4 separate regions of the Homo sapiens genome follow, and all the other regions are linked to region 2. The links are chromatin contacts, found by Hi-C or POLR2A ChIA-PET in ENCODE. All regions are on one chromosome and are shown on one strand. Each heading gives the region's core, a stretch centred on a gene start or an enhancer-like site at or near the end of the contact. The rest is flanking DNA. Distances are from core to core; before and after follow the strand shown. Region 1 holds the start of SLC6A19 (solute carrier family 6 member 19). Region 2 holds the start of CLPTM1L (CLPTM1 like). Region 3 overlaps LPCAT1 (lysophosphatidylcholine acyltransferase 1). Region 4 overlaps LPCAT1 (lysophosphatidylcholine acyltransferase 1).

Region 1 (2,700 bases), core at 164-2,663, 140 kb after region 2:
GAGGCTTTGGTGAGCTGAGACTTGGGGACTGTCAGGGACTATAGTATCGGAGTGGCCAAGGTCCCCCGACCTGCCTCCAGTGGAAAGTGCAGGCTGGACCAGAGGCTCATGAAGCGCCCACCCCCGCAAGGCAGTGATCAACTCCTTGACAATGCTGGAGGCGAAACTGATTCAGGAAAAGCCCATTTCTGTTTTTCTTTAAAAACCTTCACATCACAAAGCCCGCGTGAGAGACAGCAGCTCTCCATGGTGAGAAGGAACAGGGCCCCCTGAGGGCAGACTCCTCTAAACGGAGGCTGAGACCTTCACGGCCCCCCCGTGAACTGCCCCAGGGCAGCAGGAAGCCTGTTTCCCAAGGGTGCCCGGCCCTCCTGGACCTTCCGCTGAGAAAGCAGCAGGTTTATGAGGGCAGCAGCTTTGGGGTTCGCCAAGCCCAAGGCTGAGTTCAAGTGTGGGGGTCCTAGGTACAGCCCCCTGCCAGGCCTGGGAGCCACTTCTCAGATGCTCAGGACCACTGGGCAGGAACACAAATGTCACCTCTGTGCCAGCAGCGGCCATGCCTACCTGGGCCGCAGGAGCCAGAGGAACGAGGAGCAGTCAGGCTTGTGTGTTGGGTGGGCACAGCGGCTCCCGGCCTCCAGGCCTGAGGGCACCTGGCTCAAGAGCCAGGCCCGAGTCCACAGGCTCCGGCTACCCACTCTGCTCCTCTAGGGTCACCTGCCCCCAACCCAGCTACCTCCTCTGCTCCCTGCACTGGCAGGTGTCCGCCTGTGGGGCTGGGACGAGAGGTGATGCCCAGGAGGGCCCAGCCCCGCGTCCTCCGAGGAGGGGCTGTACCGGGAGAAACACCCTTCCCCCGGCCCCACCCTCAGGCCAGAACGTTCCAGGACTGCCAGTCTGGAACACAGGGCCCTCCCTGGAGCCCCACACGAAGTCTTGGGGTCGTGCCGGCCAGGCCCATCTCCTCACCAGCAGCCTAGGAACCGGGCACGGGGGCCCGTGGGGGCCCCAGCTCCCCCCACACCCTGCGGCTTCTCCTCTCCCCTCCGTGCTTGGGGAGCCGAGGGTCCGGGGAGGATGTCTGCCCAGGGCCTCTGCGTGTGTCTGTGCTTCCCTGGCCACGGCCTCGCCCGCAGCCCCGCCCGGCCAGCCTACCTCCTCCGTGGCTCTGACACAGGTAGGGGAAGCGCCACACGTTGCCGAGGCCCACGCAGAAGCCCAGGCAGGTGAGCATGTACTGCGCCTTGTTGTCCCACTTCGGCCGGGAGCTGGCCTCCTCCTGCTCGATGGTCTCCAGCTCAGCCAGGGACGGGATCCGGGCGTCTAGGCCGGGGTTGGGCAGCACGAGCCTCACCATGGTGGTCGCTGGACGGCTCCGCACACAGCAGGCAGGGCAGAAGCTGGAGGGCGAGTGGCCGTGGGCCGGGAGCCGGGCACTTTATAGAGAACCTTTGGCACCTCGCCCCAGGCACCTGGGCAGAACGGAGCCAGTCGTCAGCAGATCTGCAGGGTGCGTCTGCGGAGGGACTGTTAATGCCTTATCTGCAGAGACGCCCGGCCCCGGGGCCAGCAGAGCCACCCACTGCCTTCGGGCAACCGGAGGCTGCTCCGTGGGCGCTGGCCACCCCTCCCCCTGCACAAACGCACACACAAATGCGTACAAACGCCGGTGCACCCCGGGGAGAAAGAACCAAGGCAAACAGGATGCTGGCTCTGCCCCGGTCTGGGAGCCCCTGGCTGCCGCACACCCCCACCTGCAGGACGCCGGGTGGGCCTCTCCACAGCTCCCTGGAGCACAGGCATCCCCGGCCCCCACCCCAGTCCAGGGAGAGGGAACTCAGCGGGAGCAGGGGCCCTGGGGCAGCTCTTGGTCTGCTCACACCAAGCACAGCGAGGCCCTGGACCCCTCCAGCCTGGCTCTGGGCTCTAGACGGCTGCTCGGGGGCCCGGCTTCCCACCAGTCCCCACGGAACCACGGCTCCTTGGGATGTGGCCTGAATCAACCTGAGAGTGGGGTTCCCGTGGCTGTGCCCCCTGGGCCACAGTTTCATTCTGGGGTTCGTAATGAACTTCATAATGAACAGCTCACGCTGCCCAACCCCAGCCTGGATGCCCGGATCCCATCCCTGGCTGAGCTGGAGAACATCGAGCAGGAGGAGTTCAGCTCCCGGCCATAGGTTCAGGACCCAGAGCCACCCTCTAGGGCAGCCTCGTCCCCAAGGGCCCTCTGGGGTCACGGGGGATGGAGGGTCCTGTGTCATGGAACCTGCAGCCACCCCAGATCCCCACCTTCCCGGTGACTGCACGGTTTCTGTCCTTCTGTGGAGCACTTTGTGGGGGGCAGTCCTGTGCCGGGCATGGGACAGCGAAGGAGATGGTGTTCCTGCTCCCCAGCAAAGAGGCCGTGCAGGGAAGCCACAGGGCTGACCACGGGGTCCAGGAGGGGCAGGAGGAACGTTGCGGGGAGTTCAGGAGAGGATCCTGGGGGTTGTGTCTCCAAAGCCAGAGTGGGATTCTCTCCTGGTTTTCCGCACAGGGAGTTGGAGGCCATCCTCTGTCGGGCGCTGCCCGTTTGGGCCCCCACTTGGGCCTCCCCTCACGTCTCTCCCATCTAGGAGACCTCAAGCTCTGGAATCCCGGACCAGCCTTCCTGAGGCCAGGGACGGTGCCACACCCTGCGCCTCCCCAGGCCTTCCTCCC
Region 2 (2,700 bases), core at 183-2,682:
GTCCCCTTATGTTTGACAGCTGGAGTTGGAATTTGCCTCCCGCAGACCACAGGTCTACAGCCTTCATTCACGTGTCGCACAGACTGTGGCAGGACCAGCACCCGCTGCTGGTGTGGGACGCCTGGCCCTGTAGGGGACCCCAAGAGTGGCTGGAGAGCAGGGCGTGATGCCTCTTGGGCCACCCTGCAAAGGGCTCACGAGCCTCCTGAGGAGGATGCATTTGATCAGGGTAACAGGAGTCAGCAGAGGGCTTTCCAAGGACAGGTTTGCCAAGAAGCGAGAACAGACTGAGGGGGGAACGATAGAGGCACTGGGTGTAGTCAGACACCACTGCAATGGTAGCCGAAAACCGCGCCGTGAGAAGACTCTGTGGGGAGGGTAACTAGGTGCATGAGAGTGAGAGGAGCGAAAAAAGCCTCGGATGGCTCCGAAGCTCCTGGCCCAGCTTCCAGGGGTTGGTGGCCCAGGACCGCCCCTGCACGCGGCCTCGGGTGCCTGCTCCAGGCAGACCTGCTTCTCTGGCCCATTCTCGGCACCAATCACTGTCCCATCCGCCCGTCAGCCAAGTCCTCTGAGTTCTTCCCGGAGCCCAGCACCCTGATGCAATTGTCCCTGCTCTGAAAACCCTCAGCAATCTATTGGGTCTTCAGTAGCATCTACTCTTTCTAGAAATGTCGAACAAGGTTTTTCGATTGTGCTGCACGTGTGGCAGACACAGAAACGGAAACGACCTTCCAGAGAACTGGCCAAAGGACGGGAGCTGCTCCAGTAACTGAAGGGCACAGACTGAGCGCTTCTGATGGAGTCGGGGAGGTCGCCGGCCCATCCACCGGCTGCCCGAGGGCCTCCCACTGACCTCCCCCGGCCGCCCTCCGAGGGGCCTCTGCTGACCTCGCCGTGCTGGGCACGCTCGGCTTTAGCGGGAAGCTGGGGGTCAGGTTCAAGGCTGTGAGGAGCCACTTCAGCCCGGGAATCTGAATTTTTTCTTCAAAAGCGCCTGTCCCCACAATGGGTTTGTACTGGGGAAAAAACCCACACACGGGATGAGGTGCCCGGCTTCTGTGAGGGTTCTGAGCACTTCGTTTTTCTTCCCTTTAGATTCTGACAACTGTGGACTAAAAGGGTTGCAGGCCCAGTGCCGGAATTCCAGTATCACCTTCCACCAGGCTCCTCACACGTCGACATGGCCCCCACTTGGTGGTCTGGCAGGCGTCGGCGGTTGGGGACGGCGCCCCGGGGACCCCGCGGCCCTAGCCTTCCCCGGCGCCCCGCGAACGCCCTCCGCGGCCCCAGCAGCTGAGCGCCTGGGTCCCTGAGAGGCACCCCAGGAGGGCGGCGCGGGCGGGTAACGTCACACACGCGCCGCATCCTGGATGCGCGTGCGCGGCAGCGGCCGAGACTCCGTTTCCCAGGGAGCCGCGCGGCGCGTCCACTTCCGGCAGGCGGCGGGGCCCGGAAGCGGCGCGCGGGGCCGGCGAATCCCGCGGCGCCAGGTGGGAGCGGGGCCGGAGCATGCGGGGCGGCCGGCGGTCTGCGGCGCGCGGCGCATTCGTTCCCCCGCGGCGGTGGCGGTGGCGCGCGGCGGCTCTCCAGTGAGCGGCGGAGCCCGGAGCGGCGGGCTGGGCGCCGGGCGGGCGGGGCTCGCGGCTGAGAGGCGGGCGGGCCGGGGGCGCCGGGCGCGGGGCCGCCATGTGGAGCGGCCGCAGCTCCTTCACCAGCTTGGTGGTGGGCGTGTTCGTGGTCTACGTGGTGCACACCTGCTGGGTCATGTACGGCATCGTCTACACCCGCCCGTGCTCCGGCGACGCCAACTGCATCCAGCCCTACCTGGCGCGGCGGCCCAAGCTGCAGGTGAGCGTCCGCGGGGCCGGGGGCCGGGCGGGTTGGGGTGGGGGCCTCTCCTCCAGGCCCCAGACGTCGCCTTCCCGTCCCAGTTCGGAGCTGTGGCCGCGCGAGTCGAGATGGAACCTTTCCTGGTTCCCCAGCGGCCAGGTCTTCCGCCCTCCAGCTGGCCGTGGGATTTGAGTGCGTCCTGCCAGGGCCTGGCCGAGCTGACTCTCGACGCCCCCTCCTTTCCAGCTGAGCGTGTACACCACGACGAGGTCCCACCTGGGTGCTGAGAACAACATCGACCTGGTCTTGAATGTGGAAGACTTTGATGTGGAGTCCAAATTTGAAAGGTATGGGCGTAGGACAAAATGCCAGTGAAAGGGAAAACATTACTCATGTTCAGATTGTTTAAAAGTTAGCTTTCTGTACATAACATGTTTATTTTAGAGAACTAGTCTTACCGAATGTCTTGAAGTGGTAGAATATCCTAACTGGAGGCCTATGCGTGGCCTGTAAACATTCAGCCTGGAAGGTGACAGGTGATGAATGTCGTTTAAGAAGTAGTTCTCAGCAGAGTGTGATGGCAGTGGGATGTCCTGGACGGGGAGGCTCCGAAGGAGCAGGGGCCACGCTTGGTGAACCAGTGGAGAGCAGACAACTCTGCAGTTTCACTACCGGGGACCAACTTGTCTTTTCCTGGTGGAAGTAGTTCGCTTAAGTTACTTGTGAGGGAAAAGAGATGAGGATAGAGGAAGCAATTTTGTAGAAAATCATAAATAAGTGACATGTGACGTTAGAATAGATCAATGTCCAAATATGTAGAGTATCTTAAAAATTACATCTGACATGGCCTAATTTTTTTTAATTGAA
Region 3 (2,700 bases), core at 178-2,677, 150 kb before region 2:
GGGTTCTTTAGGGGCAACAGGATCATCACGGGCTTTAGTTCTTCATTTAGCCTTTCTAGATTTTTAAAATTCTCTTATGCTTTATCTTGGTTTGTTTTTGAAACGTTTTAACCATAAAATAGGAATTGGGTATCAAATATATAACCAAGCAAAGTAAATCAAGGCCAAATCAAAGTCAGGCTTTCAGTTTTGCTGAGTTGAGAAGCCACAGCTAGAAAGTGGGGGTTCTGTAGTGTGAAGCAGGCTGCAGGTGACCTGGCTGAATGTGGTGCTGTGGGCAGCAATGGCTTCGTGGTGCTTTCCTGGCACCCTTTCTCTTTACTCCCCATGTCCTTGTTGGGCCGAGCTCCCCGCCTCCTCTGTTCTGTCTCAGGAGGCAGGAGCCCCGTGCGAGCACAGGCTCTCACTTTTCAAAATAGATGGCTTGGGGCAATTTTCCGTTTCCCCATGCTAACCCTGGTGGCTTTTCTTGTCTGTGAATAATTGACTTGGCTTCAACAGGCGATAAATGGACCACAACGGACTCTTATTCTAGCAGCTGTACTTCAGAGACGCTTTCATATGTACATCTCATGCACGTGTGAAGTGTCCCGTGACAGTGACACGTTGGGGTTTCTGTCACCTCTGCTTCATGAGATCTTTGGGCATCTGGGTCTGTGGAGACTCACTGTGTATCATTCTGTGTATGTGTGCAGAGAGGGTGTGTATGTGTGTACATATGCGCATGTGAGTGTGCATACATATGTATGTGCATGCACGGGAGTAGGTACACGTGCATAGGCATGTGGTTGCATTACTGTGTGTATGTGAGCCACCAGTGCAAGTATGTATATGAGTGTGTACATGTGTATATGTGTGTGCTGTGTACCTGTGTGTGTTGCATGTGTGTACATGTGAGTGCATGTATATATGTGTGGATGGATGTCTGTATCGTGTGCACATACATGTACGTGTATGACAGTATGTACATGTGTATGAGTGTTGTGTCTCTGTGTACATGTATGTGTGTATATGTGCAAGTGTACGTGTGTACAGGTGTCCACATATGTATGATGTATGTACATATGTGTATGAGAGTATATGTGTGTACATATGTATGAGTGTGTGTGTGCATGTGAGTATATATGAGAGCGATGTCTGTGTATGTGTGTGAATGTGTGCATGTGTGGGAGTATGCACGGATGCTTGTGGGCACTCAAGCTGCCCGTGCTGCCTGGCATTGAATCCCACCCCTGGAGCCCCTGGCGTCTCCTTCAGCAGCACTGATGAAAGCTCCCTTGGTGCACAGTCCTGGGCTTGGCTTGGTGCTTGAAGGGAAACAGAAGAGAGAACAAACCCTGAATTCTGAACTCCCCAAGGGGAAACCTAGTCACAAAAGCACCGTAGTTAGGGACGTAAGGGATCAGGAGGAAACTGAATTTGAAGTAGCAGATTCAGAGTGTACCGCTGAATAATAATTACGTAGTCGGTTTGGGACTTAAGTTGGCTCACGTTATGCACTGCTCTGCAGTTTTGAATAGATTGATGTTGAGTTAAAGCATTTTTGCTGAATGTAAGTTAGTGTCATTCAAACCTTCCTAAAATAAAAATCTTAGGCTTTCAGTGAAAGAATGACACAGTTTCGCAAAAGGCACTATTTTAGGTTACTTTCAACACACACAGTGTTGTAAAAACCGTAGCATCGTTTTGCAAAACCCGACCATCTGGCGCTGAATCCTTGACCACGGGCCAAGTCCTGAGCTGGGCCAGGTCCTCCAGGGGCTGCCCCTTGGCTGACCGGATGGTTCAGATGGATGGTGCCCTTTCCTGAATGCTCTGTGTGGGAACACCTGTTCCCAAGTTTGGGGATGCCATCCCCATGATGACTCTAGGTACTCCCCGTATGTTGGCCTGGAGGTTGGAGCTTGAACTTGAGCATCAAACCACTTTATCTGGTCTCCCAGAAGCCAGCAGCTCCTGCCACCTGCGTCTCAGCCTGGGGCTGCCCCTCCACACCTGCCAGCCCAACACAGCCCTCCCACCAGCCACCCAGGGGCCGTCCCTGACCCAGCTAAGCCAGTCCACGTGGATCACCAGACTTGCCTCCTTGAAGCCCCGCCAGACGTGGCCCCAGGGCCCCTTCCTTTGCCCTACCCCACCGGCCTGGCACCGTAGCCAGCACTCAGGCTGTGTACATGTGTATAGGTCCTCTCCAGGGCCGGCTCCACTCTGCCTCTTGCCTCTGCTCACAGCAGAACATTTGGAACCTGCAGAGCCGGGGCCTGCGCCTGCCCCTCACGCTTAGACGTGTGGGCTTCCCCCACCCACCTCCACATGCCAGCTGGCTTGAGGAGATGCAGGCCTCAGCGGCCTTCCTCCTTTTCCCCCTGCATGTTCTGGGAGATTTCCTCCTCCTCATTTCCCAGTCTTTCCTGTGAGTTGCTTGTCTCCACAGTGACAGTCTTGGTTTCTGAGAGTGTTTTCTTGTTCTTTGATGCTCCTCAGCGCCCTGTTCTTCCAGACTCTCTTGGCGAGCGTGGTGGATGTTTTGCACCCCTCTTCTGATGCCCACCCTTTCTGTCTCCTTGGGGTCAGTCCTCTGCTTCTCTGCCATGCAGCTGCTCTGCTCACACGTCTCAGGATTCTTGGGTGTCGTCCGTGTGAGGGCGGTAGGACGGAGTGGATTTCCTGGGGGTGCTGATGGAGATCCCCGCTCCTGTG
Region 4 (2,700 bases), core at 59-2,558, 140 kb before region 2:
TTCCACTTTTAAGATTGTTTCATCAGTGTGTTTAAAGCAACACACTATTACTGGATGCACCAAGAAGCACTAGCTTAGCCGTCAGGGGAGCAGAAGGTCCACCCCAGGGTGACGGTGTCTGGGCCTCTGCCGTCACGGCCCCTGCTGTGTGGTCCCTGCCCGGCGGCACTGAGGCTGAAGATGGGACTTCAGAGCACCCGGGGTGGGGGGGCCCTGCACATGCACCGTGGTTGGGGGAACACTCAGAGCAGTTGGAGAGAGCGGTGGGCAGGAGAGGGCCGGGGTCCCGGGTGCACACTGGAATTGGTGTCCCCAGGTCTGTGAGGAAAGCGGAGAGCATGGAGGGAGGGAGGACCCTTTTCCCAGGTTCTAGGGGCTCTGGGAACCTATAAGAGGGGGCTCTGAGTCCTCAGGGACTCTGGGGATCTTGGGGGAACTCTGGGGACCTGTAAGGTGGTGGTTCTCTGGGTCCTTAGAGGCTCTGGGGACCTCAGGCTGGGGGGCTGGTCCGAGTCCTGGATCCTCAGGGACTCTGGGAAGCTGGAGCTCTAGCACCCTCCTCCCTTCCCCCTGGCTGCAGCGCCTCTGTGGGGTGGGAGGTGCAGGGAGAGGCCGGCACACGCAGGTGCTTGGTGCAGGCCCTGGGTGCAGGCCCCATGCTGACTGACCCTGCCTCTTCCTCCCCAGGACACCATCACATGGACGTGGCAAGGACCTGGAGCGTAAGTTGAACGCCGTGTCGTCCTCTTTGTCCTGTTGTTCCATGAACACGTAGGGGCTGCTTGGGGTCTGCTGTGCACGCTAGTTACTTTTGCAGTTGTGAAAGCAGGTGTGGGACAGCCGTTAGGTTCAGCCCATTGTGAAAACTAAACGTACAGATGTGGCCCAGGCCTGACACTCCTGGATTCTGGGGTCTTAAGTTGCACGTCTTCAGTACCAGCAGGAAGGGAACTGTGAGTCTTGCATTCGGCTCTCGAGTTTGCCAGCTCAGTAATTACGATCGTCCACCTGGTGGCCCCTGGTAAGGAAAGTGGAGATTTAGGGGTGTCTGGGGGGACCCCGTCTGCACAGGCACAGAGACTGAGTAGTGCTGGGTGGGAGGCCAGCCCCTGCTGTGAGTCAGTGTCCCTGTCCCCCCAGCAGAGACACCGAAGGTCAGTTATGCAACAATGAACAACCCCACGGAAACGGGAACGAGCCCCAGAGGAGAAGCCCGGGGCCACAGGCTGGTCAGGGCCTCCTGGGTGCTGACGTCTGAGCTGACGTCGGGAGGGCAGAGGGAGCGGGAAAGTCCAAGAGAGAGCAGCTCCATTCCAGGCGTTTGGGAGGATGTGGGTCCGCTGGTGCTTTCAGGTGAAGGTGTTGAGGTCAGCGCTTCCCAGGCTGGCGTGTGGAGGCTCCCAGCTGGGAGCAGAGCTGGGAGGGGGCTCTGGGGGGTATAGGGGTTCTGGGGTCCCGGGGGCCTAGGGCTGGGGCTGGCATGACAGGGCAGAAAGAGGGTTGGGGCACTGGGCTGTCGGAGGCGTGAGTGTGGCCCTGGGAGCAGCTCCAAATGTCTCCCATGTCAACTCCTGCGGCAAAGGCATGGTGATCCTGGTTCTGAGGTTGGGAACTCTGGATCCAGGCTGGAGGGGTGGCATGACTCAGGGCCTGTGCTGCCTGGGGACAGCGAGGAGGGACAGGTGTGGAGGGACAGGTGTGGGCTGTACGAGGTCTCCTGAGCTGGAGAACAAGCAGGAGATGGTGTCTTGCTAGACGAACCAAGGACATAAGCAGGTGTTGAATCGGAAAAGCAGCATTTCCACCCACGGCTGTACGTCACACTGGGGCTCGGGCTGGGTGGGCACGGCACCCCCTCCGTGGGAGCGTTGACTGCCCAGTAGCGCCCTCTGGAGGGCGCGTCTGGAGGTTTCACCCCAGAATTGGGAGTAATTTACTTGTTAACCCGAGTTGTAAATCTGCTCAACATTGTGCAATCTGTTTTTAAGGCTGGAAATCCTGTGGCTCACGCTGTGTCAGTTTCACAACCAAGTGGAAATCGAGGTTCGTATGGATACAGAGTTACACAGCGCTCTTCACAGTGGTTGATGCAGACACGAGCTTACACCAGGATGCCCAGATAAGCCTTGTACAATGTGGCATATCACCTGTCTTGCTTTCCCATCTTTCCGTTTCTCAGGGCTCCTTCGAGGAGCCTCTGGTTGCTTTACCTCAATGACTTTATGTCTCTCTTATGAGTCTGAACCACTTGGATAAGATTTGGGTTTTTGTTTTTTGTTTTTCTGAGACAGCATTTTGTCTTGCTCTGTTGCCCAGGCTGGAGTGTAGCGATGGGCTCACTGCAGCCTCGACCTCCTGGGCCCAAGTGATCTCCCTGCCTCAGCCTCCCACGTAATTGGACCACAGGCACACGCCATGCCTAGCTAATTTTTGTAGAGATGGGTCTCACTTTGTTGCCTAGGCTGGTCTCAAACTCCTGGGCTCAAGCAGTCCTCCCGCCTTGGCCTCCTAAAGTGCGGGGATCACAGGCGTGAACTACCACACCCAGCTGGAAAGGATTTTTTAAACCTACCATTCATTATTATGGGTATTGTAGCTTAAGGACATATGAAGCTGGCCCACATGCAAATAATTATTTGTTTGGCTCTTAGTTTTACTTTACATATTTAATACCGCTGAGTTTGTCATAGCACCATGCTC

Evidence for each region. A loop is a pair of places that touch in the nucleus more often than their neighbours do. ChIA-PET counts read pairs that join two places held with the same protein, here RNA polymerase II (POLR2A). Pooled maps may share reads with other maps.
Region 1: a map of PC-9 shows a loop between it and region 2 (2.2-fold over the local background). The contact joins the promoter of SLC6A19 here to the promoter of CLPTM1L in region 2. A Hi-C loop is called at or near these places in 3 of 168 maps with a recorded cell type or tissue (Calu3, MCF 10A and PC-9) and 5 of 50 pooled maps.
Region 3: a map of GM12878 shows a loop between it and region 2 (2.3-fold over the local background). The contact joins the enhancer-like site here to the promoter of CLPTM1L in region 2. A Hi-C loop is called at or near these places in 2 of 168 maps with a recorded cell type or tissue (B cell and GM12878), 17 of 37 single-sample maps with no recorded cell type and 5 of 50 pooled maps. POLR2A ChIA-PET finds 5 or more read pairs at or near these places in 6 of 52 experiments (GM12878, H1, HEK293 and 3 more).
Region 4: a map of B cell shows a loop between it and region 2 (2.7-fold over the local background). The contact joins the enhancer-like site here to the promoter of CLPTM1L in region 2. A Hi-C loop is called at or near these places in 3 of 168 maps with a recorded cell type or tissue (B cell, CD14-positive monocyte and chondrocyte), 8 of 37 single-sample maps with no recorded cell type and 4 of 50 pooled maps. POLR2A ChIA-PET finds 5 or more read pairs at or near these places in 4 of 52 experiments (H1, PC-9, activated B cell and 1 more).

What each region holds. Positions count from the first base shown.
Region 1 is chr5:1,200,308-1,203,007 of GRCh38, reverse strand. It overlaps SLC6A19 (solute carrier family 6 member 19), which reads right to left and starts at 1,413. Exons shown (of 12, transcript NM_001003841.3): 1 at 1,156-1,413. The coding sequence starts at 1,357.
Region 2 is chr5:1,343,831-1,346,530 of GRCh38, reverse strand. It overlaps CLPTM1L (CLPTM1 like), which reads left to right and starts at 1,432. Exons shown (of 17, transcript NM_030782.5): 1 at 1,432-1,851; 2 at 2,080-2,180. The coding sequence starts at 1,690.
Region 3 is chr5:1,496,943-1,499,642 of GRCh38, reverse strand. All of the region lies in intron 2 of LPCAT1 (lysophosphatidylcholine acyltransferase 1), which reads left to right. Among named protein-coding and RNA genes, the nearest start is that of MIR6075, 13 kb to the left of the region's middle. Within about 2 kb of position 1,427, at least 6 of the 41 ENCODE cell types and tissues checked have a DNase peak (open chromatin) inside an H3K27ac peak, as active enhancers do; they include B cell and GM12878, where a contact is called at or near this core.
Region 4 is chr5:1,478,964-1,481,663 of GRCh38, reverse strand. It overlaps LPCAT1 (lysophosphatidylcholine acyltransferase 1), which reads left to right. Exons shown (of 14, transcript NM_024830.5): 7 at 688-722; 8 at 1,989-2,043. Among named protein-coding and RNA genes, the nearest start is that of MIR6075, 31 kb to the left of the region's middle. Within about 2 kb of position 1,308, at least 11 of the 41 ENCODE cell types and tissues checked have a DNase peak (open chromatin) inside an H3K27ac peak, as active enhancers do; they include B cell and CD14-positive monocyte, where a contact is called at or near this core.